2 separate regions of the Homo sapiens genome follow, and region 1 is linked to region 2. A link is an interaction called in ENCODE POLR2A ChIA-PET data of the cell type or tissue named here. Cell type or tissue: PC-9. All regions are shown on one strand. Links, peaks and the distances in the headings refer to the core of each region. The heading gives the core; the rest is flanking DNA.

Region 1 (15,570 bases), core at 5,072-10,071, 250 kb after region 2:
TGGCTAGCCAGTTTTCCCAGCACCATTTATTAAATAGGGAATCCTTTCCCCATTGCTTGTTTTTGTCAGGTTTGTCAAAGATCAGATAGTTGTAGATATGTGGCATTATTTCTGAGGGCTCTGTTCTGTTCCATTGATCTATATCTCTGTTTTGGTAACAGTACCATGCTGTTTTGGTTACTGTAGCCTTGTAGTATAGTTTGAAGTCAGGTAGTGTGATGCCTCCAGCTTTGTTCTTTTGGCTTAGGATTGACTTGGCGATGCGGGCTCTTTTTTGGTTCCATATGAACTTTAAAGTAGTTTTTTCCAATTCTGTGAAGAAAGGCATTGGTAGCTTGATGGGGATGGCATTGAATCTGTAAATTACCTTGGGCAGTATGGCCATTTTCATGATATTGATTCTTCCTACCCATGAGCATGGAATGTTCTTCCATTTGTTTGTATCCTCTTTTATTTCCTTGAGCAGTGGTTTGTAGTTCTCCTTGAAGAGGTCCTTCACATCCCTTGTAAGTTGGATTCCTAGGTATTTTATTCTCTTTGAAGCAATTGTGAATGGGAGTTCACTCATGATTTGGCTCTCTGTTTGTCTGTTGTTGGTGTATAAGAATGCTTGTGATTTTTGTACATTGATTTTGTATCCTGAGACTTTGCTGAAGTTGTTTATCAGCTTAAGGAGATTTTGGGCTGAGACAATGGGGTTTTCTAGATATACAATCATGTCATCTGCAAACAGGGACAATTTGACTTCCTCTTTTCCTAATTGAATACCCTTTATTTCCTTCTCTTGCCTAATTGCCCTCGCCAGAACTTCCAACACTATGTTGAATAGGAGTGGTGAGAGAGGGCATCCCTGTCTTGTGCCAGTTTTCAAAGGGAATGCCTCCAGTTTTTGCCCATTCAGTATTATATCGGCTGTGGGTTTGTCATAGATAGCTCTTATTATTTTGAAATACGTCCCATCAATACCTAATTTACTGAGAGTTTTTAGCATGAAGAGTTGTTGAATTTTGTCAAAGGCTTTTTCTGCATCTATTGAGATAATCATGTGGTTTTTGTCTTTGGCTCTGTTTATATGCTGGATTACATTTATTGATTTGCGTATATTGAACCAGCCTTGCATCCCAGGGATGAAGCCCACTTGATCATGATGGATAAGCTTTTTGATGTGCTGCTGGATTCGTTTTGCCAGTATTTTATTGAGGATTTTTGCATCAGTGTTCATCAAGGATATTGGTCTAAAATTCTCTTTTTTGGTTGTGTCTCTGCCTGGCTTTGGTATCAGAATGATGCTGGCCTCATAAAATGAGTTAGGGAGGATTCCCTCTTTTTCTATTGATTGGAATAGTTTCAGAAGGAATGGTACTAGTTCCTCCTTGTACCTCTGGTAGAATTCGGCTGTGAATCCATCTGGTCCTGGACTCTTTTTGGTTGGTAAACTCTTGATTATTGCCACAATTTCAGCTCCTGTTATTGGTCTATTCAGAGATTCAACTTCTTCCTGGTTTAGTCTTGGGAGAGTGTATGTGTCGAGGAATGTATCCATTTCTTCTATGTTTTCTAGTTTATTTGCGTAGAGATGTTTATAGTATTCTCTGATGGTAGTTTGTATTTCTGTGGGATCGGTGGTGATATCCCCTTTATCATTTTTTATTGTGTCTATTTGATTCTTCTCTCTTTTTTTCTTTATTAGTCTTGCTAGCGGTCTATTTTGTTGATCCTTTCAAAAAACCAGCTCCTGGATTCATTAATTTTTTGAAGGGTTTTTTGTGTCTCTATTTCCTTCAGTTCTGCTCTGATCTTAGTTATTTCTTGCCTTCTGCTAGCTTTTGAATGTGTTTGCTCTTGCTTTTCTAGTTCTTTTAATTGTGATGTTAGGGTGTCAATTTTGGATCTTTCCTGCTTTCTCTTGTGGGCATTTAGAGCTATAAATTTCCCTCTACACACTGCTTTGAATGTGTCCCAGAGATTCTGGTATGTTGTGACTTTGTTCTTATTGGTTTCAAAGAACATCTTTATTTCTGCCTTCATTTCGTTATGTACCCAGTAGTCATTCAGGAGCAGGTTGTTCAGTTTCCATGTAGTTGAGCGGTTTTGAGTGAGATTCTTAATCCTGAGTTCTAGTTTCATTGCACTGTGGTCTGTGAGATAGTTTGTTATAATCTCTGTTCTTTTACATTTGCTGAGGAGAGCTTTACTTCCAAGTATGTGGTCAGTTTTGGAATAGGTGTGGTGTGGTGCTGAAAAAAATGTATATTCTGTTGATTTGGGGTGGAGAGTTCTGTAGATGTCTATTAGGTCTGCTTGGTGCAGAGCTGAGTTCAATTCCTGGGTATCCTTGTTGACTTTCTGTCTCGTTGATCTGTCTAATGTTGACAGTGGGGTGTTAAAGTCTCCCATTATTAATGTGTGGGAGTCTAAGTCTCTTTGTAGGTCACTCAGGACTTGCTTTATGAATCTGGGTGCTCCTGTATTGGGTGCATATATATTTAGGATAGTTAGCTCTTCTTGTTGAATTGATCCCTTTACCATCATGTAATGGCCTTCTTTGTCTCTTTTGATCTTTGTTGGTTTAAAGTCTGTTTTATCAGAGACTAGGATTGCAACCCCTGCCTTTTTTTGTTTTCCATTTGCTTGGTAGATCTTCCTCCATCCTTTTATTTTGAGCCTATGTGTGTCTCTGCACGTGAGATGGGTTTCCTGAATACAGCACACTGATGGGTCTTGACTCTTTATCCAATTTGCCAGTCTGTGTCTTTTAATTGGAGCATTTAGTCCATTTACATTTAAAGTTAATATTGTTATGTGTGAATTTGATCCTGTCATTATGATGTTAGCTGGTTATTTTGCTCGTTAGTTGATGCAGTTTCTTCCTAGTCTTGATGGTCTTTACATTTTGGCATGATTTTGCGGTGGCTGGTACTGGTTGTTCCTTTCCATGTTTAGCGCTTCCTTCAGGAGCTCTTGTAGGGCAGGCCTGGTGGTGACAAAATCTCTCAGCATTTGCTTGTCTGTAAAGGATTTTATTTCTCCTTCACTTATGAAGCTTAGTTTGGCTGGATATGAAATTCTGGGTTGAAAATTCTTTTCTTTAAGAATGTTGAATATTGGCCCCCACTCTCTTCTGGCTTGTAGGGTTTCTGCCGAGAGATCCGCTGTTAGTCTGATGGGCTTCCCTTTGAGGGTAACCCGACCTTTCTCTCTGGCTGCCCTTAACATTTTTTCCTTCATTTCAACTTTGGTGAATCTGACAATTATGTGTCTTGGAGTTGCTCTTCTCGAGGAGTATCTTTGTGGCGTTCTCTGTATTTCCTGAATCTGAACGTTGGCCTGCCTTGCTAGATTGGGGAAGTTCTCCTGGATAATATCCTGCAGAGTGTTTTCCAACTTGGTTGCATTCTCCCCATCACTTTCAGGTACACCAATCAGACGTAGATTTGGTCTTTTCACATAGTCCCATATTTCTTGGAGGCTTTGCTCATTTCTTTTTATTCTTTTTTCTTTAAACTTCCCTTCTCGCTTCATTTCATTCATTTCATCTTCCATTGCTGATACCCTTTCTTCCAGTTGATCGCATCGGCTCCTGAGGCTTCTGCATTCTTCACGTAGTTCTCGAGCCTTGGTTTTCAGCTCCATCAGCTCCTTTAAGCACTTCTCTGTATTGGTTATTCTAGTTATACATTCTTCTAAATTTTTTTCAAAGTTTTCAACTTCTTTGCCTTTGGTTTGAATGTCCTCCCGTAGCTCAGAGTAATTTGATCGTCTGAAGCCTTCCTCTCTCAGCTCGTCAAAGTCATTCTCCATCCAGCTTTGTTCCGTTGCTGGTGAGGAACTGTGTTCCTTTGGAGGAGGAGAGGCGCTCTGCGTTTTAGAGTTTCCAGTTTTTCTGTTCTGTTTTTTCCCCATCTTTGTGGTTTTATCTACTTTTGGTCTTTGATGATGGTGATGTACAGATGGGTTTTTGGTGTGGATGTCCTTTCTGTTTGTTAGTTTTCCTTCTAACAGACAGGACCCTCAGCTGCAGGTCTGTTGGAATACCCTGCCGTGTGAGGTGTCAGTGTGCCCCTGCTGGGGGGTGTGCCTCCCAGTTAGGCTGCTCGGGGGTCAGGGGTCAGGGACCCACTTGAGGAGGCAGTCTGCCTGTTCTCAGATCTCCAGCTGCGTGCTGGGAGAACCACTGCTCTCTTCAAAGCTGTCAGACAGGGACATTTAAGTCTGCAGAGGTTACTGCTGTCTTTTTGTTTGTCTGTGCCCTGCCCCCAGAGGTGGAGCCTACAGAGGCAGGCAGGCCTCCTTGAGCTGTGGTGGGCTCCACCCAGTTGGAGCTTCCCGGCTGCTTTGTTTACCTAATCAAGCCTGGGCAATGGCGGGCGCCCCTCCCCCAGCCTGGCTGCCACCTTGCAGTTTGATCTCAGACTGCTGTGCTAGCAATCAGCGAGATGCCGTGGGCGTAGGACCCTCCGAGCCAGGTGCTGGATATAATCTCGTGGTACGCCGTTTTTTAAGCCGGTCGGAAAAGCACAGTATTCGGGTGGGAGTGACCCGATTTTCCAGGTGCGTCCGTCACCCCTTTCTTTGACTCGGAAAGGGAACTCCCTGACCCCTTGCGCTTCCCGAGTGAGGCAATGCCTCGCCCTGCTTCGGCTCGCACATGGTGCGCGCACCCACTGACCTGCGCCCACTGTCTGGCACTCCCTAGTGAGATGAACCCGGTACCTCAGATGGAAATGCAGAAATCACCCGTCTTCTGCGTCGCTCACGCTGGGAGCTGTAGACCGGAGCTGTTCCTATTCGGCCATCTTGGCTCCTCCTCTCCTATTTTTTTTTTTTTTGAGATGGAGTTTTGCTCTTTTGCCCAGGCTGGAACGCAGTGGCACAATCTTGGCTCACTGCAACTTCCACCTCCTGGGTTCAAGCAATTCTCCTGCCTCAGCCTCCCAAGTAGCTGGGATTACAGGAGTATGCCACCATTCCTGGCTAATTTTTGTATTTTTAGTAGAGACAGTGCTTCCCCATATTGGCCAGGCTGGTCTCGAACTCCTGACCTCAAGTGATCTGCTTGCCTCAGCCTCCCAAAGTACTGGGATTACAGGTGTGAGCCACTGTGCCCGGCCCCCAACTGCACATGTTCTAATGAGGAATCTTTTCTGGATGGTGGATAATATGGTTTGGTAGTATTTTTCCGTCCAAATCTCATGTTGAAATGTGACTTCCAATGTTGGAGGGGAGCCTAGTGGGAGGTGTTAGTGTCATGGGGGCAAATCCCTCATGAATGGCTTGGTGCTGTCCTAGCAGTAGTGAGTGAATACTCACTCTATTAGCTCACACCAGATCTGGTTGTTTAAGAGAGCCTGGCACCTCCTCGCTTTTCTCTCTCTTGCTCCCCCTCTCACCAGGTGACATTCTGGCTCCCTTTCACCTTCTGCCATGAGTAAAAGCTTCCTGAGGCCCAACAGAAGCTGAAAAGATGCTAGCACCATGCTTGTACAGCCTGCAGAACCGTAAGCCAAATCTACCTCTTTTCTTTATAAATTACCCAGTCTCAGATATTCCTTTACAGCAATGCAAAATGGACTAACACAGTGGATGATCTTGTCATTATCCCCTAGGCTACATGCTTCTCTAGGTTCTCAGGTGAAAACACCACCTCCCTAAGAATTGAGTGTTCTTGGAATGCAGCCAAAGAACCTTTCAAGATATAGGAGAAACTATAGATCTTGGAAGGAAGAAATATAGATATTGAAAGGATCTTCAAGATCTATGAGGGCTGTTTAAATTGTTTGGGGTATATTTCCTCCTTTTCAAAACCCACTTCAACACTAGCTAAGAGGGAAGAAATTGGGGAGGGATGACTGCAAAAGGTTGAAATAAGCAATCTTCCATAGAGGATTTTTTTTTTTTGAGGATTTTTTTAAAAGCCAGTTAAGCCACTTAGCACTGTGGTCAAGGCAGTCAACCAAATATTGAATTTCTTCAGGAAGACCTATTCCTCCTCTTATACAAAGAACGTCTGCCCCAGATCTCTGTATGCAGGGAGATTAGAGCTGGGGAAGGCCTATAGAGATAGTGAGTGTAGATGTGGTCACTAAATCTCGGAGACTCTTTCAGAGCTCACTTGAGGTTTTGAAAGAGGTATGTTTAGGGAAACACAAATCAATGTGATTTTATGCAACAGGAAACAAATAATGTATGGAATTCATTATCCTCAAGAGTTAGTATAAGCTGAAAGTATGTATAAATACCTTTTTAAAAGGGTTAGATGCTTTCATAAATTTATGCATCGCTGGTTACTAAGGGCAACGAGGATGTTTTCATGGGAAGCCAGAAACAGAAGAGATATTAGATATCAGCTAATCTCTTCCCCTCCACCCCTCTACCTCTGTAGTGAGGGGGTATCAATACAGGACCTCTTAGAGCCGAAGGGGAGACTAGATGGGAAATGGGTGATTTCTAGTGGTCTCCCAGGTAACCCCCACCCCAACCTTTTTCTTCAAAGTTAAATTTTAAGAGAGGGAAGCGGGGACCAAACACACTTAAAAGCCTCTAATTGGCTAAAGAAGCCACATTGACTCCAGGTGTGGGGGACTTGGTGGACGGGCAGTGGGGCTAACATGCAAAGATGGGTAGTAAAAGGAGCCTGGCCAGGCGCAGTGGCTCAGGCCTGTAATCCCAATACTTTGGGAGGCCAACATAGATGGATCACTTGAGGCCAGGAGTTCAAGATTAGCCTGGCAACACGGCAAAACCCCATCTCTACTGAAAATACAAAAACATTAGTCGGGTGTGGTGGTGCACGCTTATAATCCCAGCTACTCAGGAGGCTGAGGCATGAGAATCACTTGAGCCTGGGAGATGAAGGTTGCAGTGAGTTGAGATTGTGCCACTGCTCTCCGGCCTGGGCGACAGAGTGAGACTCTGTCAAAAAAAAAAAAAAAAAAAAAAAAGCCTATTCTATATTCTAGCGGAGGCTCTCTTGGAAGAAATCAGTCTAATAAGGAAAATAAATAAGTGAGAATATTAAGAGTTTATGTATAGCACAATGGATATAAAATGAAGGTGTGGAAGGGATGAGTACTGTGTACCAAGAAGATGGAGAGCTGGGCCAACTGGCCTCAGATGTGAGAGAGACCCTGAAGAGAAGGACAGCATTTGGCTTAGACACATCAAAAGGGGGAACAATTAGCTCTGCCATCATCTAATTGGGGCCATGGAGGCAGTTTACACCTCACGTTCATTCAGGGACAATGTAAATGGTGCCCCCTGGAGTTGTGCATCTCAGGAGCACTCCTCAAAAATCAGCTACTCCAACTCCCCCATTTCCAGATGAGGAAGTGGAGGCCTGGAGATGTGAATGAGAGGACTACTCGGGTTGCACAGGTATTTTACGTCAGAGTGGGTCTCTACTTCCCCTCCACCACATTATCTTGCCATGGAGGTTGAGCTATCAAAGGCAGCCTGGTCCTCTTATGAGACACACCTAGAGACCCCTTCATCAGGGAAACAGCTGACCAACACATTAAAATTACACATTAGAATTACCCTCATTTCCTCAGCTGGATGTCATGCATTGACCAACCTGCCCGACCCTACATGGTAGTCCTGACGATTACAGAAAAGAGTGGTGGGTTAAAGAAACTGTGAAGCTAATCCAGGAAGCATCTGTTATGCTCTGATGTTTCTATCAGAATGACTTAGGACTATGCCAACCTGAAGCTGCCTGTGGGCCTATGAACTGGAAATGAAATCCCTGGGCCAGAGCTGTCACTCTGTCAGGTAGAAAAAGGAGGCTGACTGCTTTTGGCTACCTAGGGTCCACCAGAATTGAGAGGTGACTGGAATTGCAAAGCTGAAAGTTTCTGCTAGGAGAAAGGCAGCTGAGTGTGCTGTTTATTCAACAGGCACTAAAAATGAAGTTTGGCACCTCGTTTGAGAACTTCCAGTAGCGTGAAGAAAGCTGATTCATTTGTTCAAATAAAACCCAATTGTAGTACTGTTTAACAGTGAGATAACATCTTATATTTATAAACTTGTCTTATAGCCTGAGGGAGTCCACACCACTTTACAGACTTCAAAATCTGAGAGAAACTAGGACTATGTCTTCTAACACTGACATGCCCTCCCCTGGGGTCTGGATGGCAAGGGTGGGGAGGGATCAGCCCCTGCAGGAGCTTTACAACAAATTCTCCCCAGTGCAGTCCCACAGAGCAAGTTCCAGAATTGGGCCTCCTACTGACATACAGCAGGAGGGGGCCTCTGCAGGAGAAGGGACCCTGACCAGTTGGGAGGTGCACCAAGATTTTGCTTGGAGAGAGAGAGAGAGAAAAACAAAACAAAACCCAGTCTGAACTGGGTAGGGTGTGCAGATAGAGTGCCAACTGTTGGCAGAGGTGGTATAGTACCTGATCAAACTCAGAGGGGGGAATATTTCATCTCCTGACAGTCAAAAAAGGGCAAGTTTTAGAAATAAAGGACAATTCAGTTGTTTTAGGGCATTAAGCAACCCTCTGACTGCTATAGACAGGCCTAGCCTTAGAGTTGATGGCCTCAGCCTGACCAGTTTGGATCCCTGTCCTCAGGGCCCTTAAAAGCACACAGTTTATCCTCCACTCCCAGAGTGTTCCTCAAACTTGACTGGACATCAGAATCACGTGGGGAGCTTGTTTTATATGCAGATTCCTGGTCCCTCACCACCACTCCCACTCAGACTCACTAGGTCTGGGGTAGAATTCAGGAATTTGGGTTTTTAACAAGCATTCCAAGTGTTGTTGAGGATGCTACTCCTTTAACCACACTTTAAAAAAAATATTGGCTGGGCACAGTGGCTCACGCTTGTAATCCCAGCACTTTGGGAGATCAAGGCGGGTGGATCACCTGAGGTCAAGAGTTTGAGACCAGCCAGGCCAACATGGTGAAATCCTGTCTCTACTAAAAATATAAAAATTAGCCGAGCATAATGATGCACACCTGTAATCCCAGCTACTAGGGAGGCTGAGGCACAAGAATCACTTGTATCTGGGAGGTGGAGGTTGCAGTGAGCTAAGATCGTGTCACTGCACTCCAGCCTGGGTAACAGAACGAGACTCCGTCTCAAAAATAAATAATAAATAAATAAATAAAATTTAAAAATAAAAAAAAATTGATTCCAGATTCCACACCACCGGCGTTGGAACAAATCTGGGTCTGCAACCCTTGCAAGTAACTCAGCACACAGTGAGCCTTGGTTTCAGTCACACTTTGCTTTCGGGGAAGAACTGAGATCTTGCCAGCACTTTTCACAGGTTGCTCTGAGAAGATCCTGGACATCTTGGGGCACAGGAGAGGTCCCTGCTGTGTAAAATTTAATAATGAGGGAAATTCAGACTATAGTTTCTGCTGAGTAAAGAATGAACCACACCAAGTCCACTAGGGAGTAGGGCAATTACCACTACCCTCCCTCTCCCCTCTCCCCCCTCCCACCCTCACAAGCCACTCTAGGGACAACTTTCTTCCCTTGGAGTCAATGAAGTTGGCTCTTTCCTGCCTGTGACAGCTTCATAATGTCTATATAAATGGGGTTTGTGGGGAACCCTGGGGTTTGTGGGGAACCCTTTGGTTGAAGGGGGAGGAAGTAGGGATTTTGCTTTGAGGCTGTGTTGGCAAAGCAAGCAAAGGTTTTTACTCAGCATGATGTTTTCTAAAGCTGCTTTTGTTTATGCTTAACATTAAAACTTCATTTGTGCATGTTAAAGAGTGGGGAGGGAAAAGCCAATGGAAATAATGAGGGACTAAGGACACTTTCCCATCTAACCTCTGCCATTGCCTCAGCCTACAACCATGACTCTGGCTGAAAATAATGCCAACTATGTGAGGGCTGTGAGACTAGAACTAGGTCTTATTCTCTCCTATCTGGCCCACACAGCTTATCTCCCTCCTAAGCCATCTTTCAGAAATATACCAATTAAGCACAAAAATAGAAACTCTTGAATTGGAGCTTGTCCATTTTCCTCTTTCTATTGTTCCTCAGTTTCCTGTGGCTTAGAAGACGAGATTGAACACACAGCCTGGGGGAAATTTTCCCCACTGGCCCCAGCACTCACTAGTGCCTGGAATTCTCACACAAGTCTGATTTCTTCCTAACACATGACTCCAAGAATCCCTAGGTAATTATAAATAGCTCTGATGGGGCGAACACATAGTATCAGTCACTAAAACTGCAGTGTGAATGTGCTAGCCATCTCTTTTCCAATGGGATAAAAGGGTCTATGAATCCAGAGACATTCAATTATGCCACACTTTAATGGAATGTATCTACTCCACCAAAGTCAGCTGTAAAATGACTTCTGCTTCTTCATTAATTGTTCTCCTTACTTTCCTTCCTTCCTTCCTTCCTTCTTTTTGTCTTCCCTCCCTCCCCTCTCTCCCTTCTTCCTTCCTTCCTCACTCCTTCCCTCCTTCCTTCTCTCCCTCTGTCCCTCCAGTCTTCCAGTCCTCCCTCCCTCTCCTTCTTCACTTCTTCCCTGTTTTTGTAGATGTCCTTTAGCAAGTTGAGTAATTTCCCCTCTATTCCTAGTTTTCTGGGTGTCTTTATCATGAATGGTCATTGGATTTTGTCAAATCCTTTTTCTGCATTTATTAATATGATCATATAATTTTTCTTCTTTTGCTTGTTGATGTGATAGATTACACTAATTGATTCTTGAATATTAAACCAGCCTTGTATACCTGGAATAAATCCCACTTGCTCATAGCTTATTGTTTTTATACATTGTTGGATTGGATATGCTAATATTTTATTGAGAATTTTTGCATCTATATTCATGAGAAATGTTGGTCTGTAGTTTTCCTTTCTTGTAATGTCTTTGTATGGATTTAATATTAGGGTAATGCTGGCCTCATAGAATGAATTAGGAAGTTTCTTCTGCTTCTGTTTTCCAGAATAGATTGTTGAGAATTGGTATGATTTCATCCTAAAGTATTTGGTAGAATTTGCCAGTGAGCCCATCGGGTTCTAGTGCTTTCTGTTTTGGAAAGTTATTACTTATTGATTCTGTTTCTTTAACAGATGTAGACCTACTCAGATTACCTGTTTTTCCCTGTGTAAGGAAAAATGTAGATGTGTCTTTTAAGAAACTGGTCCATCTCACCTAAGTTATCAAATTTGTGGGCATAGAGTTGTTGAGAATATTCCTTTATTTTCTTTGTTATGTCTATGGGATCCCTTCTACTTTTTACCCATTCACTCAAGAAATATATATTCAGTACTTACTATTAAAAACATTAGTTCAGCATATATTTATTAAATGCCTATTATGTGCCAAGTACTGTGATAGGGCTGGGGATAGCATGACATTGACGTCTTGGAACTTACTTTCTTGTAAAGAAGATCAAAATTGAATGAATAATAGACATATCAACCAATTGTAATTGTGACTAGTGCCAAAGAAGGAATTAAACAAGATTGGAGAGAACTTCTTTAGCAAGTGTGGGCAGGGAAAGCCTCTCTAAAGGAGGTGACATTTTAGCTGAGAACTAAAAACTGAGAAGGATCCAGCCTTGAGAAAAGCCTAGGAAAGGGTATTCCAGGCAGAGGAAACCACACGTGTAAAGAAAGACACTCCAGAAAAGGAAGAGATCAGCATGTAGGAGGGAATGAAATAAATTCAATGTGTCAGGAGCATAGAAAGCAAGGTAGACCAGAAAGGTCTAAGAGGTGGGCAGAGGCCAGATCCTGTAGAACCTTATAAGCCATGGTAAGGAGTTTGGATTTTATTCTAAGTGGAATGAAGAGCTTTTGAAGGGTTTTAAGCAGGAGAGTGACATGATCTAATTTACATTTGTAAAAGATTACTCTGTGATCTTTCCTCACTGCTGTGGGGAAAATAGAATAGAAGGGAGCAAGAGTGATGTCACAGAAATCAGTTAGGAGCTATTGCAGTAATCTAAGCAGGAAGAGTTGGGTGGCCTGGATTTGGGCAGGGGGACAGTGACAGTCAAGATGGAGAGAAGGAAAAATGAATAAATGGGAATTTGTTTTGCCTGGCACTAGACTGGGCATTTACAAACTGCGTGAACTGGGCAATCTCACTGCCTCCATCCAGCCACAGGAGGTTGCCTTTCTCTACCTTCAGTTTAAGAGTTTCTTCCTCAAGAGCCAGGAACCACAGAGTCACCCCACTGGTTCCACACTTTACTCCAATAAGCTCTGGGAGTGACTCTTATAGATCCCTGGGCCTATCAGTGACATATGTTCAGGGGATCACTGGTTCCATTCCAAACAGGTGTTTCTACATTCTGGGCACATCCCAAGCAGTGCATACTCTGAGGATCATTGTTCTCATCTCTCCCGGGTGGGTGACATTTAGAATGATTATTGTTCAGTAGCACTCAGGCTTCTACTAAATGGTATGACAGAAGGAAGAACTTTGACTATCATGGTGACTAGACAGTGGAATGGATTGTCAGAGGAGGTTATGAAGGTTCCTTCAGCCAGACAAGCTGCTGAAATATGAAGACATTATGTATCAACGTGAGCAGCATCTTTATATTCTAAGGGTGGGTAGAGAAAGCAATTCAAGTGACAAGAGGAGTAAGGTGGAATGGTGCTGTCAATGCTAGGTCATGGGTGGCTGCCAAACAACACATGCCAGGACTCACAGGCAGGCTGGGCCAGCAGGCAAATAGGGAAGCTAGAACGAATGACCAGGGAGCTAGTAAAAGTGCGTTATGAGGGGGAAACCAAGGTCTGAATCCAGGGTGTAAAGCCAAACTGGAGGACACAGACAAGGTCTGGAGTCTGAAAAGATAGGCAAGAGTGAGGCTGCAGAGGTCCAAGCCAGGCAGAAGGCAGTGTCAGGAGAAGCCCATTCTAATAGTGGTGTTGGTCTCTGGCTGGGCTTCAAGCCAGGAAGAGGGAAATAGGTGGAGAGAAAATCAGAGTGGGAAAAGTGTCTCCTGAATCAGAACAGCTAGGTGCAGCCACATCATAGCCAGCCAGCCTGTATCAGTGGAACCTAGAACTGGTACCAATCTGCTTTCTGCCCTGTTTTCCAGCTTCCCGAGAGAGTCAGAGTCTCATAGCTTTCTGTGACTTCAGCACAGTGCTAGCCGTCTAGGGGACCGGGCATCACTGGGTAATTTACTGTCCCTGTTCCTTGCACTTCTGTGGCCGGTGGATGTCCTTGTGAGCTGGGAAACAGGCTGAAAATAAAATCGAGTTCACAACATAATCTCGCATAGAAATTTCTCTGTTTCTGCCCCTGCCTGTATTGGCCCCTCTTCAAAGTCTTCCACCAACCCAACTATTTCTGCAAGTCTCCCAGAGGTCTGTCCCAAGGTTCATTAACAAAACCCCTTTGCCTCCCCAGTGGCTTCCAGCATTTCCTCTGTTCCTTTTCTAGCTCCCTGGGGTGATAATCCTCTTCTAATGCCCATAACAAAACCATCCATACAATGAGGTGGCTGCTGCTGCTGCTGCTGTCACAAGCTGCCGCCTACCCAACTGAAACTACTAAAACCAATGCTTCTGATGTGGCTTTGTGTACTCAATGCCCCACAGAGATTTTAGTGAAATAGTCCTTTAAATTGGTACTTATTCTTACAAAGCTCTCTCTGCTTAGGACTTAGTATGAGATCTGGGAGGTGAATCAGAAGATAAGCAGGATAGTGTCCTCTGGTAGGTATTGTTTTGTTTTATTTGTTTGTTTTTGGTCTTCCCAGCAGGCTTTCTCTCTCCCCTTCTGTTCATGATAGACTCTACTCCTGACCTTAAGGGTAAGCACGTGAAGTAGACCTGGACAAACACAGAGTATCCATTCTCCTAGTGACAGTGATTGGACCAAATTATAGGCACATTACCAAGGAAAGCCAATCAGAATTGTTCCCTGGGATAGATGAATGGACTCTGGGAGGTAGAAATTTTCTTTGCTAAGCTGTAGCTGACGGCAGCTGTGTTTCCTGCAATATGGAGAAGACCAGTCTACATCAAGAGAGTGAGACAAATGGGAAAGGAGATGCAGAGGCAAGCAGAGATAAAATACGGACACAGTTCTGACAACGTTGAATCCCTAGGCTTGGTTCCTTTGAGCATTCCACTCTCCTTCCTAGCCTTTTGCACCAATATAGTGCCTTTTTTTTCAAAAGCTGGGTTGGATTCAGTTTCTGTTACTAATTATTTTTAAATGTCCTGATTAATTACAACATGAGAGCTATATTGAAAATTTTCTCTCTCTTTCAATCCTGAGGTCTAGGAGGACCCTCCTTATATGGCTATTCTTTCTTCCATTAGTATGTATCTTTCCTGAGAGGCCCCTTAGGCTCCTAAACAAATAGTTCCCTAGTGGACCTGCCTCCTAGACCCTCCAGATACACACAAGATGAATATGAATCTTTGGGAGAGTACAGTTTAGGCTGCCATGTTGAGCCCTATTCACATATCATTTGTTCATTTAACAAATATTTGTTGAGTTCTTATGATGTGCCAAACACTGTTCTAGGAGCCAAGAATATAGAAATGAATAAAATAGGCAACATTTTTGTCTATATGAAGCTTGAAATAGATTGCAAACAAATAATTAATGTATAATATAATCTCATGAGCATTATAAAAAAAATAGAGCAGGTAAATAAGATAGAAAGTAATAGAGTGGGGTTGCTGTTTTAGGCAGCATGGTCTAGGAAGGTCTTCTGGAGGGCACAGACCTGAATGAAGTGAGGATATGAGTCACGTGTGTACTTGAGGAGAAAATATTATAGGCTAAAGAGACAGAGAGTGCAAAGGCCTGGAACTGCTTGACATGTTTGAAAAAGCAAGAAATGCCAGTAAAATGAGGTGAGCAAAGGAAGAATGGTGGGATACTAGGCCAGAGAGGTAGCCAAGGGCCAAATTGTGGAAGGCCTTGAAGGTTAGGCTCAGAACTTTGTATTTTTTTCTAATTGTGATGGAAAGCCATTAGAATGTTTTGATCTGGGGGTTGACAGGATCAGTTTACCTTTTAAAAGCCTCCCTCTGACTTCTGTGTAGAGAATGGACCATAGGGAATAAGAGTGGAAGCAGGAAGACCACAGAGGAGACTACTACATTAGATATTTTTTGGTGTTGTTGTTTGTTATTGTTTTTTGTTTGTTTGTTTGTTTTTACAGAGTCTCACTCTGTCACCCATGCTGGAGTGCAGTGACACGATCTCAGCTCACTGCAACCTCTGCCTCCCAGGTTCAAGCAATTCTTGTGCCTCAGCCTCCTGAGTAGCTGGGATCACAGGCGCATGCTACCATGCCCAGCTAATTTTTGTATTTTTAGTAGAGACAGGGTTTTGCCATGTTGGCCGGGCTGTTCTCAAATTCCTGGCCTCAAGCAATCCTCCCACCTCGGCCTTCCAAAGTGCTGGGATTACAGGCGTGAGCCACTGCGCCCTGCTGAGAAACTACTGCATTAGTTTATGTGAGAGATGATGGTGGTGTCAACTAAGATGGGAGCAATGGAGTCAGTGAAAAGTATACGGATTCAGTATGTATTCTAAAGATAAAGCCAATTAAAGCTAACAGACTATGCTGGTGAATTGGACATGGAGTATGAGAGACGGTCAAGGATGACTCCAA
Region 2 (15,570 bases), core at 9,870-14,869:
CCACAAGTATTCCTCATTTTATCACACTTTGCTTTATTGTGCTTTGCAGATACTGCATTTTTTACAACTTGAAGGTTTATGGCAACCCTCTATTGAGCAAGTCTATTGATGCTATTTTTCCAAGAGCATGTGTTCATTTTGTGATTCTTTGTCACATTTTGGTAATTCTTGCAATATTTCAAGCTTTATTATTATTATTTTATATCTGTTATGGTGATCTATGATCAGTGGTCTTTGATGCTACTATTGTGATCATTTTGGGGTGCCATGAACCATGCCTATATAAGACAGGGAACTTAAATGATAAATGTTGTGTGTCTTCTGTGTTCTGACTGTTCCACTGACCAGCCATTCCTCCATTTCCCTGTCTCTGCTCATGCCTCCTTATTCTCTGAGGGACAACACTATTGAAATTAGGCCAATTAATAGCCCTGCTATGTCCTCTAAGAGTTCAAGTGAAAGGAAGTGTTGCACATCTCTTACTTTAAATCAAAAGCTAAAAATGATTAAGCTGAGTGAGGAAGACGTGTCAAAAGCTGAGATAGGCTGAAAGCTAGGTCTCTTGTGCCAGTTAACCAAGTTGTGAATGCAAAGGAAAAGTTCTTGAAGGAAATGAATAGTGCTACTCCAGTGAACACATGAATGATAAGAAAGCAAAACAGCTCTATTGACAATATGGAGAAAGTTTGAGTGGTCTGAATAGATCAACCCAGCTACAAAATTCTCTTAAGCCAAAGCCTAATCCAGAGCAAGGCCCTAACTCCCTTCATTTATATGAAGGCTGAGAGATGTGAAGAAGCTGCAGAAGAAAAGTATGAAGTTAGCAGAGGTTGGTTTATGAGGTTTAAGAAAAGAAGCCATCTCGCCTGTAATCCCAGCACTTTGGGAGGCCAAGGTGGGCGGATCACGAGGTCAGGAGATTGAGACCATCCTGGCTAACACGGTGAAACCCCGTCTCTACTAAAAATACAAAAAATTAGCCGGGCGTGGTGGCGGGTGCCTGTAGTCCCAGCTACTCGGGAGGCTGAGGCAGGAGAATGGCGTGAACCCGGGAGGCGGAGCTTGCAGTGAGCGGAGATCACGCCACTGCACTCCAGCCTGGGCGATAGAGCGAGACTCTGTCTCAAAAAAAAAGAAAGAAAGAAAGAAGGAAGGAAGGAAGGAAGGAAGGAAGGAAGGAAGGAAGAAAGAAAGAAAGAAAGAAAGAAAAAGAAAGAAAAGAAGCCATCTCCGTAACATAAACGTGCAAGGTGAAGCAGCAAGTGCTGATGTAGAAGCTGCAGCAAGTTACCCAGAAGATCTAGCTAAGATTATTGATAAAGATGGTTATACTAAACAACAGATTTTCAATGTAGATGGTAAAAGCGTTCTATTGGAAGAAAATGTCAGCTAAGACTTTTACAACTAGAGAGGTCAATACCTGGCTTCAAAGCTCCAAAGGACAGATTGACTCTCTTGTTAGAGGCTAATGCAGCCATTGACTGCATCAGCCAATGCTCATGTATCATTCTGAAAATTCTAAGGCCCTAAATAATTAGGCTAAATTCTACTCTGCCTGTGCTCTATAAATGGAACAACAAAGCCTGGATGATAGTACATCTGTTTATAGCATGGTTTACTGAATATTTTAAGCCCATTGTTGAGACCTACAGCTAAAAACAAGAGAGATTCCTTTCAAAATATTACTGCTCATTGTCAATGCACCTGGTCACCCGAGAGCTCTGATGGAGATGTACAAGGAGATTAAAATTGTTTTCATGCCTGCCAACACAACAACCATTCTGAAGCTCATGGATCAAGGAGTCATTTTGACTTTCAAATCTTATTTTTTAAGAAATATATTTTGTAAGGCTGCCATAGATAGTGATTCCTCTGATGGATCTGAGCTAAGTAAATTGCAAATCTTCTGGAAAGGATTCACCATTTTATTTCAGTTATTTTTGTGATTGAAAACAACAACTATTTTATTTATTCACAATTCTGCAGTCAGGAATTTGGGCAGGGCTCAGCTGAAATGTTTTTATGCTTCATGTGGTGTCAGTTGGGATATCCTATAAGGTTGCAGTCAGGGTCAGCTTCACAGGCATGCAAGCTGTGTAGCTGCAGAGAGTCCCACACTCAGAGGGACCTTGCAGTTAGTTTAATGCTCTGCTATTGCCATCTTAAAATTCTAAATAACTTTTGAACAATGGATTTTTCATTTCTATTTTGCACTGGGCTCCACAAATTGTGTAGCTGGTGTTGGTCATAATCAGATGGTGGCTGGGGCTGGAATATCCAGGATAGCTTCATTCACAAATCTAGGGTCTTAGTAGGGTTGGCTGGGAGGCTGGGACCTCTCTGTCTCTCTCTCTACATGACTAGCTTGGGCTTCCCCACATGGCAACTGGATAAAAATATTCATAAGCCTTCCATGTTATGAGTTTTTTCCTGTTGTCACCTCCTCCTTTTTCCAGGGTACATGCTGCTGCTGGATTAACCCCATAGAAAGTTTCAGTTCATATAGGCACACCAGATTCACAATTTTAGATACCATTAACATTCATGATTCATGGGAGGAGGCCAAAATATTAACAGGAGCTTGGAGGAAGTTGATTCCAGCTCTCCCAGATGACTTTAAGGAGTTCAAGACTTTAGTGGAGGAAGTAACTGCAGATGTGGTGGAAATAGCAAGAGAACTAGAATTAGAAGTGGAAACTGAAGATGTGACTAAATTGCTGCAATCCCATGATAAAATTTGAATGGATGAGCAGTCATCTCTCTCTCTCTCTTTTTTTTTCCTTTGCTTATGGATGAGCAAACAAAGTGGTTTCTTGAAGTGGAATCTACTTCTGGTGAAGATGCTGTAGGCATTGTTGAAATGACAACAAAAGATTTAGAACATTATATAAACAGTGGCAGGGTTTAAGAGGATTGCGTCCAACTTTGAAAGAAGTTCGGCCGGGCGCCGTGGCTCACGCCTGTAATCCCAGCACTTTGGGAGGCCGAGGCGGGCAGATCATGAGGTCAGGAGATCGAGACCATCCTGGCTAACACGGTGAAACCCCGTCTCTACTAAAAATACAAAAAATTAGCCGGGCATGGTGGTGGATGCCTGTAGTCCCAGCTACTCAGGAGGCTGAGGCAGGAGAATGGCATGAACCCAGGAGGTGGAAGTCGCAGTGAGCTAAGATTGGGCCACTGCACTCCAGCCTGGGCGACACAGCGATATTCCGTCTCAAAAAAAAAAAAAAAAAAAAAGAAAGAAGTTCTGCTGTGGCTAAAATGTTATCAAACAGCATTTTATGCTACAGATAAATCTTTTGTGAAAGGAAGTCAATCAATGTGGCAAATTTAATTGTTGTATTTTTTAGAAAATTTTTATAGCCAACCCACCCTTTAGCAGCTGCCACCTAATCAGTCAGCAGCCCTCAGTGTTGAGGCAAGATCCTCCACCAGCAAAAAGATTACTACTTGCTAAAGGCTTAGATGATCATTAGCATTTTTTAGCAATAAAATTTTTTTGTTTGTTTGTTTTTGGTTTTGGCTTTTTTTTTTTTTTTTTTTTTGAGACAGAGTCTCACTCTGTCACCCAGGCTGGAGTGCAGTGGCATGATCTTGGCTCACTGCAACTTCCGCCTCCCGGGTTCAAGCGATTGTCATGCCTTAGCCACTTGGGTGGCTGGGATTACAGGTGCGCACCACCACTATCGGCTCATTTTTGTATTTTTAGTAGAGACAGGGTTTTGCCATGTTGACCAGGCTGGTCTCAAATTCCTGGCCTTAAGTGATCTGCCCACCTTGGCTTCCCAAAATGCTAGGATTACAGGCATGAGCCACCATGCCCAGCCTACCATAAAGTATTTTTTAATTCAGGTATTGATATGGTTTGGATATGTGTTTCCTCAAAATCACATGTTAAAATGTAATCCCCAGTTGGAAATTGTTCTGGTGAGAGATGTTTGGGTCACTGGGGTAGATCCCTCGTGAATGGCTTAGTGCTGTACTTGCAATAGTGATTGAGTTCTTTATTCTGAGTTCATGGGAGATCTGGTTGTTTTAGAGTGTGGCACTTTTCCCCTTTGTTCCCTTGCTTCTGCTCTTGCCATGTGACATGCTGGCTCCCTGTCACCTTCTGCCATGATTGGAAGCTTCCTGAGGTCCTCACCAGGAGCAGATGCCAGCACCACACTTCCTATAAAGCCTGCAGAGCTGTGAGCCAATTAAATCTCTTTTTCTTTATAAATTACCGAGACTCGGGTATTTCTTTATAGTAATGCAAAAAAACAGCCTAATATAGGCACGTACTTGTTATTTTAGACATAACGCTATTGCAGACTTAACAGACTACAGTATAGTGTAAACGTAATTTCTATATGCACTGGGAAATCAAAAAAATTCATGTGATTTGCTTTATTGCAATGTTTGATTTACTGTGGTGGTTTGGAACTGAGCCCACAATATCTCCAAGGTATGCCTGTAAATTATCATAGAAGCTTGGACTCATTAGTTTAAAACTAAACACAGGCTGGATGCAGTGGCTCACTCCTGTACTGCCAGCACTTTGGGAGGCCAAGGTGGGCGGATCACAAGGTCATAAGTTCAAGAGCAGCCTGGCCAACAGCCGGGCATGGTGGCATGCACCTGTAATCCTAGCTACTTGGGAGGCCGAGGAGAAAAATTGCTTGAATCCAGGAGGCAGAGGTTCCAGTGAGCTGAGATTGCATCACTGCACTCCAGCCTGCGTGACAGAGCAAGACTCTGTCTGGGCAGTGGGGCGGGTTGGGAACTAAACATTCCATTACGGCAAAAACTAAGTGCTGTAATCTGATTTGCTAACTGTAGAATGTAAACGTGTGTGGAAAGAATGTTATCTTTGCTCCTTATTTCTCTCTAGAAAGATAAGCACAATCAGGGTATGTGGGCAAGGAATTACTCTTTGAGAGATTTAATTTTTTATTTTTATTTATTTATTTAGTTAGTTAGTTAGTTGAGACAGAGTCTGGCTCTTGTCACCCAGGCTGGAGTGTAGTGGTGCAATCTCGGCTCACTGCAACCTCAGTCCACCTCCCAGGTTCAAGCGATTCTCCTGTCTCAGTCTCCTGAGTAGCTGAAATTACAGGCACCCATCACCATGCCCGGCTAATTTTTTGTAGTTTTAGTAGAGACAGGGTTTCGCCATGTTGGTCAGGCTGGTCTCAAACTCCTGACCTCAAGTGATCCACCCGCCTCAGCCTCCCAAAGTGCTGGGATTACAGACATGAGCCACCTCGCCGGGCAAGAGATTTAATTTAAATCTCTTTGAGGAGATTTGAATTAAAATACTTTAGGAAAAAAAAATGTCCTCAGCCAGGCATGGTGGCTCATGCCTGTAATCCTGGCACTTTGGGAGGCCGAGGCAGGTGGATCACCTAAGGTTAGGAGTTCGAGACCAGCCTTGCCAACATGGTGAAACCCCGTCTCTACTAAAAAAAAAAAAAAAAAAAAAAAAAAAACCAGAATTAGCCGGGTGTGGTGGTGCATGCCTGTAATCTCAGCTACTTGGGAGGCTGAGGCAGTAGAATTCCTTGAACCCAGGAGGTGGAGGTTGTAGTGAGCTGAGATTGTGCCACTGCACTCCAGCCTAGGCAACAAGAGCTAAACTCCGTCTCAAAAAAAAAGAAAGAAAAAAAGAAAGAAAGAAAAAGAAAAGACGGCCGGGCACGGTGGCTCACGCCTGTAATCCCAGCACTTTGGGAGGCCAAGGCAGGCGGATCACGAGGTCAGGAGATCGAGACCATCCTGGCTAACACGGTGAAACCCCATCTCTACTAAAAATACAAAAGATTAGCCGGGCGTGGTGGCGGGCACCTGTAGTCCTGGCTACTTGGGAGGCTGAGGCAGGAGAATGGCGTGAACCTGGGAGGTGGAGCTTGCAGTGAGCTGAGATTGCGCCACTGCACTCCAGCCTGGGCCACAGAGCGAGATTCTGTCTCAAAAAAAAAAAAAGAAAGAACGAAAAAGAAAAAAAACTCCTCAAACCTTTAGGGATGGATGAACATGGACAAATTAGACCATCAGAATAAGAACAATGTATGTGTCAGGTAGACATTAAGTTCGTAAGAGGTTTTTAAAAACTGGCTGAGTTACATGTAAATCATGGTGAGTTCTGTAAATTTGATATACTGTCATTCAAAAGAAATATGCTGAGTACCTATATACCAGGGCCTCTGGAGGGTGCGCCTACAGAGAATTAACACTACACTATCTTTTCCCTTGAGTGAAGCAGGCAAGACAGATACTTACAGAAATAAGGTTAATAATGGGGGCATGAGAAACATGATCATATTGAAAGAATCTGGGAAGAGTCTTGCAGAAAATGGGTGAGGTAAGACCAAAGATATTAACCTGAGGATACAGAGCAGGGAGAAGAGCTTTAACAAAGGCCATGGGCAGGTGAATGTATGTGTGGGGTGAAGCAAGGAAGGGTGTGTTGAGAGCTCAGGCAAGAAAGACAGCTAGAAGCCTGTGATGGTCAGTTTTTTTTTTTTAAGACAGGGGCTTACTATGTTGCCCAGGCTGGTCTCGAACTCCTGGGCTCAAGTGATCCTCCTGCTTCGACCTCCCAAGTAACTGGGACTACAGTCATGTGCTGTTGCACCCAGCTGATGGTGAATTTTATGTGTCAACTTGAGTAGGCTGTGGTCCCAGTTATTGAATCAAACACTGGTCTAGGTGTTGCTGTAAAGGTATTTTGTAAATGTGATTAGCATTCATAATGGGTCGACTTTAAGTACAGGAGATTTTCCTAGTTAGTCTGGGTGAGCCTGATCCAATCAGTTGAAAAGCCTTAAGAGTGGAACTGAGGTTTCTGTAAGGAAAAATAAATTTCACGTGTGGAGTGCAGCTTCAGCTACTGCCCAGAATTCCAGCCTGCCCTTCCTGATGGCCTGCCCCACGGATTTCAGACCAGCCTAGCCAGCCCCCACAATGATGTAAGCCAAATCCTTACAATAAATTTCTTAATATATGTCTCATACTGGTTCTCCTTCTCTCTCTCTCTTTTTTTTTTTTTTTTGAGATGGATTTTCGCTCGCTCTTGTTGCCCAGGCTGGAGTGCAATGGCACGTTCTCGGCTGACTGCAACCTCTGCCTCCCGGTTTCAAGCGATTCTCCTGCTTCAGCCTCCCAAGTAGCTGGGATTACAGGCGTGTGCCACCACGCCCGGCTAATTTTGTATTTTTGGTAGAGACAGGGCTTCATCTTGTAGGTCAGGCTGGTCTCGAACTCCTGACCTCAGGTGATCCACCCACCTCGGCCTCCCAAAGTGCTGGGATTACAGGTGTGAGCCACTGTGCCCAGCCTGGTTCTCTTTCTCTAGTTGACCCTGACTGATATAAAACCAGATTGTGGAGGGCTTTGAATGCCAGTTTGAGAGTGCTGAGTGCAGTCCAGATGAGGGGAGCTCTGATCTAAGACCTAGAAGGAAAGGGAAGGGAAGAGCATTGATAATTCTAGAAAATGCTGAGGGATGCCCTCTTGCCCATATTTCATATTTCCAACTAACTCCAAAGCTCAAGGCCTCTGGGAAAATTATGTAAACACCCTTCTCAGTGGAAGGGCTCCCACCCTCTCCCCACCCCATGGGGTGTTTCGGTCTGGCTGGCTGTACCTCCCTTTGAGATCCCAGGCATTATAGGAGAGTCTAAATTCATCCACTTGTTCCAGTCAGTCATTTCTTCTGCAGGCATTTCTTTTTGTTGCTGTTTATTTACATTTTTTTTTTTTTTTTTTTTTTTTTTTTTTTTTTGCTGGGGCATGATAATTTTTATTTATTTATTTATTTGACAAGGTCTCACTCTGTTGCCCAGGCTGGAGTGCAGGGGCGCCATCTCAGCTCACTGCAACCTCCGTCTCCTGGGCGCAAGCAATCCTCCCACCTCAGCCTCCCAAGTGGCTGGGACTACACACGTGCACCACCACACCCAGGTAAAATTTTTTGTATTTTTTTGTAGAGACGGGGGTCTCACCATGTTGCCCAGGCTGGTCTCGAACTCCTGGCCTCAAGTGATCCACCCACCTCAGCCCCCCAAAGTGTTAGGATTACAGTTATGAGCCACCGCACCCAGCATTCTGCAGGTATTTCTTTCTTTTCTTTTTTTTTTTTTGAGAGGGAGTCTCGCTCTGTCACCCAGGCCGGAGTGCAGTGGCGCGATCTCGGCTCACTACAAGCTCTGCCTCCCGGGTTCACGCCACTCTCCTGCCTCAGCCTCCCAAGCAGCTGGGACTACAGGCGCCCGCCACCACGCCTGGCTAATTTTTTTGTATTTTTAGTAGAGACGGGGTTTCACCATGTTAGCCAGGATAGTCTTGATCTCCTGACCTCATGATCTGCCCGCCTCGGCCTCCCAAAGTGCTGGGATTATAGGAGTGAGCCACCGCGCCCGGCCTTCTGCAGGCATTTCTTGGGCAGCAACTGTGGACAAAGTACTGTACAGTGCTCAGCTTCCAGATTACAGAAATGAATAAAATGTGGCCCTTACCTCCAAGAAGCTTTACAAACAGACTTGTCGAGCACTAACTTTAACAGCAGACAGAGAGAAAGAAGCCCCCTCCTCTCCTCCCTGCAGGACCAAATCATCCTTTTCTGAGCCTGCCACTTTGATCCCTAGCACAGTGGGCTTCTTGCAGCCCAGTGGAAGATTTGACTAGCTGGGCTTCCTTTTCATCTTCAAGCAACCTGGCCCACTCCTGGGTATTAGCATTTCTTTCAGGGTATTTTCTCTTTTCTATCTCCTATGTCTGCTCCAGTTTTTCCCTCTCGAAGCTAGTGTGACCTGCTCTCATTGTTCATATTCCCTCCTTGGCCTTGTCAGCCAACCCCCAATTCAATGCCAAGTGGTGAGCTTTCAAAGGCCACCACAAAGTCTATCACAGATACAGAGACTGCCCACGCTGCAGCCCATGCCGACCTCACCGCCTCTCAGGAGTTGGCCCTTCTATTGGGGCACAGACTCCCAATCTTTTTTTTTTTTTTTTGAGACGAAGTCATGCTCTGTCACCCAGGCTGGAGTGCAATGGCGGGATCTCGGCTCACTGCAACCTCCGCCTCCTGGGTTCAAGCGATTCTCCTGCCTCAGCCTCCCGAGTAGGTGAGACTACAGGCACGTGCCACCACACCCAGCTAATTTTTTGTATTTTTAGTAGAGACGGGGTTTCACTGTGTTAGCCAGGATGGTCTCGATCTCCTGACAGACTCCCAATCTTACATTCTGAGTCTTCAGCAAGAGTGCAGGCTGTCTGAGGGAAGAGGCTATATAGCTCTTACAGTCTCTAGCATAGATCGGCCTCAGAGAAGATGCATTTTAAACACTTAAGGATTTGAATTGAAAATCTGGATTGACACTGACAGATATCTCAGGAGGTGACTTTATATATATATATTTATTTATTTATTTGAGACAGAGTCTGGCTCTGTCGCCCAGGCTGGAGTGCAGTGGCACAATCTCAGCTCACTGAAACCTCTGCCTCCCAGGTTCAAGCAATTCTCATGCATCAGCCTCCTGAGTAGCTGGGACTACAGGCACGTGCCACCACACCTGGGTACTTTTTGTATTTTTGTTTTAGTAGAGACAGGGTTTCACCAGGGGTAACGGGGTTGGCCAGGCTGATCTCGAACTCCTGACCTCAAGTGATCAGCCTGCTTCAGCCTCCCAAAGTGCTGGGATTACAGGCGTGAGCCACCATGCCCTGCCAGGAGGTGACTATTAATGGTTTCTCCAAAGACTTCAACGTAGGAGTCCTCTGAAAGAGCAGAGGACTTATACATGTAAATCATAGTTTTATTAATATAAGTCTATCTTAAAATGAGTCCTGTTCTGGAAGATTTATTTATCTCATAAAGTGAAGCTGGCTTGTTTTACCTTAGATAGGATTTGGCTGAAACCTTTAGATGTGTCTCACTCTTCAAGGGTTCCCTCGAGTTGGTTTCTTGTGAATGTAGGTGTTATTGTACAAGGACAGTATGACAGGGAGCTAGAATCATGTAGGGATTTAAAATATGGGAGGTTTCAGTCCTTCTTGACAGGTGATTAGATAAAAACAGCAGGGCCAAGTGAGCTTTGTAGTTTGTTCTGGTGCTTAAGTTTTATGAACTGGGGAGTTCTCCCAGTTTAATTACTGACTTGGGGGAATGTTGGTGATGCTGGAAGTACTTGCCTTTGTTTAAAAATGCTTAAGTGAAAGTATGATGAGAAAAGGTGCTTTTTAAAAGCTAATAGACCCTTTAGTTCAACCCATTCATTTTATATAGTAAGAAATTGATAGCCAGAGAGGGGAAGTGAATGCCCAAGGTCACACAGCTAGTTTTTGGAAGAGCTGCAAGTCGAATCAAAGTCTTCTGGCTCATGGTGTAGGGCTTTCGCTTGCAGCTTTGTTACAGAGCCAAGCTAATATGGGCTCAGGGCCGCAGGAACTGCAAATCAAATAAAAGTCTCTTTCATTGTTCAGCAGGAGAAAATCTGTCCAGTTTCTTCTTAGTTCCTTGAGTCTTTTCAGGTCCCTGGAGGCATTGTACATTCCTGCTGCGCCAGGTTAGGAAGGGGCAGGGATGCTTGTCTTTGCTGCCTTGCTTTACTACCAATTCTGTCCTTGGTGACCAAGGCCATATCGGCTTTTTTGTCTATAAGTCAAACTAAGAAGCAGGAATTGCATTTACTTCCAAGAAACTGCAAACGGCTTGCCCATAATGCAGATTTATTCTCAAATTTATATGAGTGAATCAGGGAGGGGCAGTTGGGATCCTTAGTTTATAAGGGAGCAGGCCGAGGGATTGAGTGAGTAGGGCTCTAGAGAAGGCAGAGAGAACAGATGTTACCTCAGTGGCTTGGGCACTCCCCACTGTCATAATCACATAATTGAGAGAAGGGATTTCTGAAGCCACATTACCAAGGTAACACAGGATGCATATCAATTTAAGAACATTCCATGCTCATGGGTAGGAAGAATCAATATCGTGAAAATGGCCATACTGCCCAAGGTAATTTACAGATTCAATGCCATCCCCATCAAGCTACCAATGACTTTCTTCACAGAATTGGAAAAAACTACTTTAAAGTTCATATGGAACCAAAAAAGAGCCCGCATCGCCAAGTCAATCCTAAGCCAAAAGAACAAAGCTGGAGGCATCACACTACCTGACTTCAAACTATACTACAAGGCTACAGTAACCAAAACAGCATGGTACTGGTACCAAAACAGAGATATAGATCAATGGAACAGAACAGAGCCCTCAGAAATAATGCCGCATATCTACAACTATCTGATCTTTGACAAACCTGAGAAAAACAAGCAATGGGGAAAGGATTCCCTATTTAATAAATGGTGCTGGGAAAACTGGCTAGCCATATGTAGAAAGCTGAAACTGGATCCCTTCCTTACACCTTATACAAAAATCAATTCAAGATGGATTAAAGATTTAAACGTTAGACCTAAAACCATAAAAACCCTAGAAGAAAACCTAGGCATTACCATTCAGGACATAGGCGTGGGCAAGGACTTCATGTCCAAAACACCAAAAGCAATGGCAACAAAAGCCAAAATTGACAAATGGGATCTAATTAAACTAAAGAGCTTCTGCACAGTAAAAGAAACTACCATCAGAGTGAACAGGCAACCTACAACATGGGAGAAAATTTTCGCAACCTACTCATCTGACAAAGGGCTAATATCCAGAATCTACAATGAACTCAAACAAATTTACAAGAAAAAAACAAACAACCCCATCAAAAAGTGGGCGAAGGACATGAACAGACACTTCTCAAAAGAAGACATTTATGCAGCCAAAAAACACATGAAGAAATGCTCATCATCACTGGCCATCAGAGAAATGCAAATCAAAACCACTATGAGATATCATCTCACACCAGTTAGAATGGCAATCATTAAAAAGTCAGGAAACAACAGGTGCTGGAGAGGATGTGGAGAAATAGGAACACTTTTACACTGTTGGTGGGACTGTAAACTAGTTCAACCATTGTGGAAGTCAGTGTGGCGATTCCTCAGGGATCTAGAACTAGAAATACCATTTGACCCAGCCATCCCATTACTGGGTATATACCCAAAGGGCTATAAATCATGCTGCTATAAAGACACATGCACACGTATGTTTATTGCGGCACTATTCACAATAGCAAAGACTTGGAACCAACCCAAATGTCCAACAATGATAGACTGGATTAAGAAAATGTGGCACATATACACCATGGAATACTATGCAGCCATAAAAAATGATGAGTTCATGTCCTTTGTAGGGACATGGATGAAATTGGAAACCATCATTCTCAGTAAACTATCGCAAGAACAAAAAACCAAACACCGCATATTCTCACTCATAGGTGGGAATTGAACAATGAGATCACATGGACACAGGAAGGGGAATATCACACTCTGGGGACTGTGGTGGGGTCGGGGGAGGGGGGAAGGATAGCATTGGGAGATATACCTAATGCTAGATGACACGTTAGTAGGTGCAGCGCACCAGCATGGCACATGTATACATATGTAACTAACCTGCACAATGTGCACATGTACCCTAAAACTTAAGAGTATAATAAAAAAAAAATTAAAAAAAAAATAAAAATAAAAATAAATTTAGCTTCCAAAAAAAAAAAAAAAATCATGACCGGGCATGGTGGTTCACGCCTGTAATCCCAGCACTTTGGGAGGCTGAGGCAGGCAGATCACCTGAAGTTAGGGGTTCGAGACCAGCCTGGCCAACATGGTGAAATCCCGTCTCTACTAAAAATACAAAAGTTAGCTGTGTGTGGTGGTGGGCTCCTATAATCCCAGCTACTTGGGAGGCTAAGGCAGGAGAATTGCTTGAACCCAGGAGGTGGAGTTTGCAGCGAGCAGAGATCGTGCCATTAAGAGAAAGAACTGCACTCCAGCCTGGGTGAAAAGAGCGAAACTCCGTCTCAAAAATTTTTTTCATTTTTTAATACAAAAATTAGCTGGGTGTGGTGGTGCATACCTGTAGTCCCCGCTACTTGGAAGACTGAGGCAGGAGAATCACTTGCACCCGGGAGGGGGAGGTTGCAGTGAGCTGAGATCGTGCCACTGCACTCCAGCCTGGGCAACAGAGCCAGACTCCATCTCAAAAAAAAAAAATCAGATTCATTGCATTCTGCATTGGATATGAGTATATCTGACATTGTAGGAAGCCCTTATGCCCAGCACAAAGTGCTTTGTTCAGTTAATCAGATGGCTGAAGTTCATTACGTTGCCCTGGCAGAGAAAATGGGGAGATGTAGTTCAAAAGATACAAAGTAGCAAATATGTAGGATGTAGGATGTAGGATGAAGTCTGGAGATCTAATGTACAACATGTAACATGTCCATGCTACCAGTTTTTGCTTGGGGAGAGGAAGAGAAAAAGGTGGGTTTTTGTTGTTGTTGTTTTTTTGTTTTTGTTTTTTGAGACAGAATCTCACTTTGTCACCCAGGCTGGAGTGCAGTGGCACGATCTCGGCTCACTGCAACCTCTGCTGCCCAGGTTCTGGCGATTCTCCTGCCTCAGCCTCCTGAGTAGCTGGAATTACAGGCATGCACCACCATGCCCAGCTAATTTTTGTCTTTTTAGTAGAGACAGGGTTTTGCCATGTTGTCCAGGCTGCTCTCGAACTCCTGACCTCAGATGATCCATCGGCCTTGGCCTGCCAAAGTGCTGGGATTACAGGTGTGAGCCACCGTGCCTGGAATGAATATTCTCTTTAAAAAAAAAAAAAAAAAACCAAAACCAAAACCAAAACCCTTTCCTATTAAGCCTAAATGTTGAGGAAAAATTAGAAATTCAAGCTCCCTTTATTACAGCTGCTTTTAGCAAGGAGGATGAGGATGGAGGAAGAGCAGGAAGATGTCAGAGAAACATGTGAGGGGTATTGGCCAAAGGCCAAGATGAGCTTCGTGTTCACCAGACTGTGTCCACTGAGGACAGGGATTCTCCATTGAGGAAGTGAGCTGGCTTAGCAATTTCGAAAAAAAGGCCCAGGGAAAAAGAGGTCTTGCAGGTCCTTTTTGAGGGAAACTAACTGAAAATGGCTTTGCCTGGGAGCAATGGATATTTGGAGAAAACAGTCCCCCAAAGCTCTGCTGGCCAAGTTTCTAGTTCCAGGCCTTTGGTGCAAGCTTAATTAGTTTCTGTGGACCAGCTGCAAATGGGGCAGTTCTATTTGTACTTGTTAAGTTGTACAGCTAAGACTCAGGATTTTTACAGCTGCGTTTTCAGCACCACCTCATTAATCCTCACAGCCATAGAGGGAGGCTGAAGACTCAGTCATCTTCGTTTTAGAGGAGAGGCCCAAAGAGGTAAAATGACGTATACCCCATCATATGGCAAGTCAGTGGCTGGGCTGAAAAATAGAAGTGAGCCCTGATTCTAGGGTGAGCTGCTCAGCCTAGCCCACACAGCTTCCCTGCTTTGCTTGCTCATTGCAGATGCAGAAATCTCCGGCTGGTTCCCCTCAGTCTGGGCTTGGGGCTGACCTGCTGCTAAAGTGTGTAATAGGCAACAGTTGGGGGGCAGGGGCAGGGAAGGGGAGGGAGCCTTTGATAATGCTGCCCCATCTCCTCTTGGGGTCCCTTTCTGACACCCTGTCACTTCAGGTCTTTCTCTTTTTTTTAGATACAGGATCTTGCTCTATCGCCTAGGCTGGAGTGCAGTGGCAGTGTGACTTCCTGGGCTCAAAGGATCCTCCCACCTGAGTCTCTTGAGTAGCTAGGACAACAGGCGTGTGCTACCATGTCTGGCTAATTTTCTTTAAAGAGATGGGGTCTTGCTATGTTGCTCAGGTCTCCAACTCCTAGGCTCAAGCGATCCTCCTGCCTTACCTCCCAAAGTGTTGGGAAAACAGGCATGAGCCACCCTACCTGGCCATTCCAGGTCTCATATCCCTGAACAAGCACTTGACCCCCACCCTGTGCCCAGATCCACGGAAATAGACGGGTCCCAGCTATCCTCCCCTTAAGGCTTATGCAACCAGCTGGCTCATCTGATGGGCCCCAAGTGTGTCAATACTTCCATCCAAGCATGTCTATTAGTCGAAGAGAGTGAACTTGGATGCTGGGTAGATGGCTATGGGAATGTCACCAAAAGTATCAGACATAAGACTCAAGTGTCTTTGAAATGATATGTATCTTTAAAAGGCATTCATGTTTGCATTCCTCACATGATGCTTTTAGATAAAAATATTTAATGTGGGCCGGGCATGGTGGCTCACGTCGGTAATCCCAGGACTTTGGGAGGCCGAGGTGGGCAGATCACCTGAGGTCGGGAGACCAGCCTGACCAACATGGAGAAGCCCCGTCTCTACTGAAAATACAAAATTAGCTGGGCGTGGTGGTGCATGCCTGCAATCCCAGCTACTCAGGAGGCTGAGACAGGAGAATTGCTTGAACCCAGGAGGCGGAGGTTGCAGTGAGCCGAGATCACGCCATTGCACTCCAGCCTGGGCAGTGAGAGTGAAACTCTGTCTCAAAATAAATAAATAATAATGAGTCATCAGAATGATATTTTCCTCCAAAATCTTGGAGAAAAATTCAAATGTGTCAGGAGTAT

The links. ChIA-PET counts read pairs that join two places held together with the same protein. Peaks named below come from ENCODE experiments on the same cell type or tissue, not always from the same donor. Only the 100,000 strongest peaks of a DNase experiment are listed, where the experiment ranks them.
Region 1: POLR2A ChIA-PET joins it to region 2 with 5 read pairs; 2 of 35 experiments call an interaction of 5 or more read pairs at or near these places.

The regions. Positions count from the first base shown.
Region 1 is chrX:107,353,577-107,369,146 of GRCh38, reverse strand. No RefSeq gene overlaps it. Among named protein-coding and RNA genes, the nearest start is that of FRMPD3, 88 kb to the left of the region's middle. RefSeq lists enhancers at 3,977-4,605, 13,112-14,047. In PC-9, for the core only: no CTCF peak of the experiment used is centred there; a DNase peak (open chromatin) is centred at 8,026; H3K27me3 peaks cover 261 bases.
Region 2 is chrX:107,609,211-107,624,780 of GRCh38, reverse strand. No RefSeq gene overlaps it. Among named protein-coding and RNA genes, the nearest start is that of PRPS1, 12 kb to the left of the region's middle. In PC-9, for the core only: no CTCF peak of the experiment used is centred there; no DNase peak of the experiment used is centred there.